Regions from separate parts of the Homo sapiens genome. Here region 1 is linked to region 2. Evidence: chromatin loops called from intact Hi-C (ENCODE). Cell type or tissue: HCT116. All regions are shown on one strand. Each heading gives the region's core, and the rest is flanking DNA. Links, peaks and the distances in the headings are about the cores only.

Region 1 (2,920 bases), core at 323-2,822, 51 kb before region 2:
ATAGGAAAAAGCTTGCATGTGAAACAAAATGCCAAGTATTGTATTGAGTTTTGTATCTGAGAGCAATAACTTAACTGGAAACTAATTTGGGTTTGTGGCTTATCTGCCTTTCTGATATTTGATCCCATCCAAAAACCATCTGCAGGTTTTTTAACTGCAAAGCCTCACAAGACCTATCTCTGGCCCAGTTTATCTCCTGGTGCCTTCCTTTCATCTTCAAAGCAGGCCCCAGGAACTCAGCTTTCTTTCCTCTCCAGCAACTCAGCCATCCTTTCTATCCCTTCAGATTTTGTTTCATACCACTGCATAATCTCCCTCATTTTGCATTTTCTTCTACATCTGTAGATAAGCACAGAAACCTAAAAAATTTAAGGATCTTATTCCTGATCTCTGAAAAGAAATAGGATAATGAAGTAACCAATCTGGTAGAAGTGAGTAAGGTTATAGAATCCTTCCATAATTAACAAGTTATCTGTTACTTGTCCCTTTCAAGATGGTAAATGGATCTAGGAGGATGAGACTTTTGTGTGTGCCTTTTTCTCTCCCCGCTAAATTATATGAATTAGTTTTATCTCTTTAGGATTTGCCAAAAAGCAAAGTGGTTATCATTATTGGTTAAACACATTGATATTTATTTATTTTAGCAAACATGAAAGCAATTGTTACAACAGGACTACAACAGTCAGCAGAACTGGGTCCCAGCTGGTGGTGACTCCAGAAAATAGTCAGGGTCCCACCTTGTGCCCACTCTTCCATACCTTTCCTGAATAGTCATCAGTGTTCTAGGTCTGGTATATGTTCCCTGAAAGGCAGCAAAGAAAGAGAGTACAGACTGTAGTGTCCCTGATAAGATCATATGTGGATCTCCTAATATCAATTTGGCTTGAATACAAGGACTACTTTCCTATTCCAAGGGCAGGGTAGAGGTACATACCTAGGACATGGAATGGCAGATGTCTGAAATATACATTGCAGACCACCACACTTCACTGAGGTGTTGCCCTCTGCATTTATTCCTGAGGGTGGAGTTCACTAAACCACTTTCCTTCTCACCCCATTTTTAGATACAATCAAGGTAGAATAATAGGTGTTTCCTAAACTCAAATTGGCAGTTTGCAGTTTCTAGGACATCAGCAATGAATGACACCCTTTTAGTGAACCCTGGCCCTTCCCCTTCCCCCTAGGAATGATGAACATAGTTCATGTCTTTACTAATCGTCTGTGACCCAAGCATCATACTGAGCACAACGTGTAAATATCAAGAAGACAGTGTTCAAGGGCAAGGCTTCAGTATATGAGGGGCAGCAGAAGTGATGGGGGGGAGGAGGAGTGGAAGACCAAGGCTGAGCCATTCCCCAGAGGGATCTTGTTACCAGGAACGTTGCCAAGGCAGGGGCTTTTGCAGCTGTGTAAAGAGCAGATTGGAGCAAGATAGAAGCCTGTTGTGAAAACTGGGGCCCAAGATCAGGGCTGGACAACATCAAGCATCTTTGCTGCTAGAGTGCCTAAGCGTTGAGTCACAGCAACTTAATCCCTCCTATTAATACCTGGTTTGATTCTAGAGACTGGGGTGAGGCTGAGTCCCCTATTGGCTGCCAGAATTTCAGCTGCAGGGAGACAAACTCCAGGAAATCTACAAGTTAGGCAAGAAGGATATGGGGAAACAGAGGTCAGTTTCCAGAGAATTAAACAACTGACATGAAAGACTTAAGGGCTGTTCCTGGTAAAGGAATCTTTACGTGTAGGAACTGGGCAAGGAGAAAAAGAGTCCAGTTGCATTCACATTCTCACCTGAGTGACAAGAGAAGGCAAGATAACTAAGCGGAACTTTTTTCATTCTGTTGCTTTCTAAATTTTCAAACTAAGTTTAAAGAACAATGAGACTAAGTCTGTAGGTCACGACAACCTGGCAACTTCAAGTTAGACCTCCATAATCATGAGTGTTTGCTCTCACCTATCAATACCATGCCATTCTGAGATTGCCAGACCAGCCTTCTTCCCAGCCCTGGCACCCAGGGCTCTGGCTCAGCTCTTTAATACCTACTTCCCTGTGCTGACCTGATGCAGGAACTGCTGGCCTTGCAGCTTGTCCAATGTCAGCCTAGCTCAAAACTGGGTCTTCATACCTACAGTCCAAAGAAGGTGTTGAACTTGCTAATCTAAAGGCATCAAAGGGCTGCAATATGTTGGAGTGGAAAGAGGAATAGAAACTTAATGAAGTTGCCAGAGAGCAACAAGAAACCAAGAACAGGCAGAGCTTAATTTTAGGCTCCAGGGATTTTCCCAGACTTATTTTCACTGTTTCTTAGGGCTCCAATTTTCTAAGTCCTTTATTCTTCAGTCAAATGAAGTACAAGGAAATGTGAGAACTCTAGATGAGTCCCTGAAGTCATTGATACTAATCAAATGACCCTGGCAGCTCAGATCAGCAGGCACTTTGGGAGCATCAGCAATGACCCCTGTGTCCTTGGGATGTCACTCTCCTGCTATAAAGTCTTCAGTGGATCTCTACTGCCTTGGAATAACTGGACTCTCTAGCCTCACCTTTAAAATCTTCCAGGAACCCTTTCTCTCACTAATCCCCTTCAGGCGCAAATACTCCAGCAAAACTTAATCACTGGTTTTTCACACTTGACATGAACTTTTTCCATTTTCTGACTTTTCTCAAAGTTTACCTTGTGTAGAATAATATTTTATCTAACTGACACATCTAAATATAACTATTCTTCAATGCCAGCTAAAAGCTTATCTCTTCCAGAATGCCTTCTTTCTGATTACACTAATCTCTGATCACACCTACATTTACTTGACTTATATTACTCAGCATGTTTTTACTATAAAGTAAATCTTGTGTCATCTTCCTCATTTACACTGCACATTCATCAAATACAGATATTATATGTTATCAATATTTTCAAAT
Region 2 (2,920 bases), core at 148-2,647:
TAACTGAGAGTATCTGAAAGAGGGGGAGCGGAAATGGGCTAGGAAAATGCAGAAGGAAAGAGAGCTCCAGGAGACCATATATTTCAAGAACACGTGGCCTGCTTGTGTATGTACATTACCCACTTGGCCTTTGAAGCTATTACTGGGATCCAGATTTTATTCTTTTCTCTCTTTTGGAAAGTTACTTCTCTCTCATTTCTCAGTGCCTTTTTGGTAGGGGGAAATAAAAAACACGTGTTTCTTTGAGCAAGGTTAGGTGTCTGTCTTGTCCTGATAAAAAGCTAATTAAACAGCAAATTATTTTTTGAGAATCTTCAATGTCCAGATATAGCTAATCACTCAGTTGTATTTATTGTTACTAACTAGATGTCAAAATTAAGGAAGAGGACTATTGATATTGATATTGTGGATTTCACTTTGGGATTCTTTTTCAGTTTTTAAAAAACAGCAAAATTTTTTTATTCTTGTTTTAGATGTTCTTAATAGTTGCTCCTCTTTCTGTCCTCTACAACTGGAAGGATGAATTGGACACCTGGGGATATTTCAGAGTCACTGTTTTACATGGAAACAGAAAAGATAATGAATTAATTCGTGTAAAGCAGAGGAAATGTGAAATTGCTCTAACAACTTATGAAACACTACGCTTATGCCTGGATGAACTTAACAGGTAATGGGAATAATAGGAATAGGAATGATTGTATTAATAGTCTACTTACATCCCTTTATATTAAGAGTTTTTTTTTTTTTTTTTTTGAGACAGAGTCTTGCTTTTGTGTTTTTAGTAAAGACGGAGTTTCGCCACGTTGCCCAGGCTGGTCTCGAACTCCTGAGCTCAGGCAATCCACCCACCTCAGCCTTCCAAAGTGCTAGGATTATAGGTGTGAGCCACCGTGCCAAGCCTATATTGTGATTTTTTAAAAAGGAATAATGATGATTCCTTTGCTTGATTTAATTTCATTTTAGAATTATTGAAATATTTAGTTCATAATAACTTACTCTCTGAGAAGGAAAAACCTGCATCAGGTTTTCTAGAACTTCTTATTCTATTTCTTACATTGAATACAGGATACTTCTTCAAACACTGATTGTTAAAGAATGATAAGACTTGTCCTAAATCTCATGTACAGCCTTTTATGCAGACACTGCCTCTGAACTAGGTCAGTAATTTTCATGAATTATTTCAATTATGGGAGTCTGTTGTGAATATAGAGGGGCAAAAACTACACACACACACACACACACACACACACACCCCCACACCCACACACCCACTGTAGCATAGAGTGTGAGGGAGAAGTGGCCAAGAGGTAACACCAGTGAGATAAGCAGGGAAAAGATTATAGAGAGTATTGGAAGGTACTTTGAGGATTTTGATCTTTATCCTGAGAGCAATAGAGTGCCCCCTACAGTGTTGTCAGCAGATTACCGATAGGATAAAAATGATCAGATTTGCACTTTGTAAATACCTTAGCTTCTGTGTGTGCAGATAAAGGAGAGCCAAGCTGAATGGAGAAGGACCAATTAAGAGGCTTGTTATGTGCTGAATTGTGTCGCTTCTCCTCAACCCCCATTCCACAATTTAAATGTTCAGGTCTCAACCCCAGCACCTCAGAATGTAACTGTGTTTAGAGACAGGTCTCTTTGATTAAGTTTTAAAGAGGTGATTAAAACCGAGGCTGATTGGGTGGGGCCTGGGTCCAGTATGACTGGTATCCTTATAGGAAGAGAAAGAGACACCAAGGACACACACACACCACAGAGGAAGGGACTTGTGAGGACACAGCAAGAAGGCAGTCATCTGCAAGCCAAGGGGAGAGGCTTCAGGAGAAACCAAATTTGCTGACACCTTGCTCTTGAAATTCGAGCTTCCAGGATTGTGAGGAAATAAATTTTGGTTGTTTTAAGCCATCCAGTGTGTGGTATTTTATTTTGGTAGCCCTAGCAAACCAATACAAGGCTTTTATAGTAATGTGGTCACGGGACCATGGTAGTGAGGTCTGAAGTCTTCATAGTTGTTCCAGCAGTAGGCTGGGCCTTGGTAAAATCATTAGTTTCCATCTGCTTGTAGCCTAGATTTGTCTCTACAGGGATACAATTTATACCTTTTAGGTGAAGATTAAAGCATGGCATTAGAAACAGTTATCTAGTAAGTCTTTAAAATGTTTAGACATTATAGTTATACTCAATTTGAACTACTGCTAATGAAGGAGTTAATGATATTCCCCCAAAGTCAACCGAAGTTTAGAAAATTGGTAATTTTTTTAAGGTGATACTTTCACATCAGCATTAAAATGATTTAGCATAGGATGAAAATGATGAACAATTGATAGTTGTCTCAAATTTTATGAGCACACAAAAAAGAGAGTAAAAAAATCACTAATTAGCCATGTGGCTTTGGGTAAATTAGCCCATCTGGAAAATGACAGAGGATGAATTAAATCAGTCTTTGTGAAAACTAGCCCCTCAAGCCCAGCTGGAGAGTTGTATTAAAATCAACTTTAATGAGAGTTAATTTGTGTAGAATAATTATGCCATTTCAGGAATACAATTTGATGAATCTTGACCAGGGATTGGTAAACTTTTTCTGTAAAGGGCCAGATAGTAAATATTTTAGGCTTTTGGGCCACATATAGTCTCGGTTGCATATTCTTCTTTTTTATTTTTATGACCCTTTAAAATGTAAAAACTATTCTTAGCTTACTGACCATACAAAAGTGGCCACGGGCTGGATTTGGCCATGGGCAGTAGTATACTGACTCCTAGTTTTGACAAATGAGTGCAATCACTATCCCAAACAAGGTAAAAACTATTTTTATCATCCCAGGACTTTTCTTTTACCTCTTTACAGTGGCTTTTCCTCAACCCTCACCTTGGGCAACTACTGATTTTAATTTCTGCCACTTATAGGTGAGTTTAAGCT

What was found. Peaks named below come from ENCODE experiments on the same cell type or tissue, not always from the same donor. Only the 100,000 strongest peaks of a DNase experiment are listed, where the experiment ranks them.
Region 1: a loop joins it to region 2, with 5 times the contacts of the local background. A loop is called at or near these places in 2 of 110 quality-filtered maps.

The regions. Positions count from the first base shown.
Region 1 is chr9:95,855,874-95,858,793 of GRCh38, forward strand. The region is part of intron 1 of ERCC6L2-AS1 (ERCC6L2 antisense RNA 1); the gene reads right to left. Among named protein-coding and RNA genes, the nearest start is that of ERCC6L2, 18 kb to the right of the region's middle. In HCT116, for the core only: no CTCF peak of the experiment used is centred there; a DNase peak (open chromatin) is centred at 1,524; H3K4me3 peaks cover 386 bases; H3K27ac peaks cover 973 bases.
Region 2 is chr9:95,906,605-95,909,524 of GRCh38, forward strand. ERCC6L2 (ERCC excision repair 6 like 2) reads left to right here. Exons shown (of 19, transcript NM_020207.7): 4 at 474-667. Among named protein-coding and RNA genes, the nearest start is that of ERCC6L2-AS1, 32 kb to the left of the region's middle. In HCT116, for the core only: a CTCF peak has its summit at 1,410; no DNase peak of the experiment used is centred there.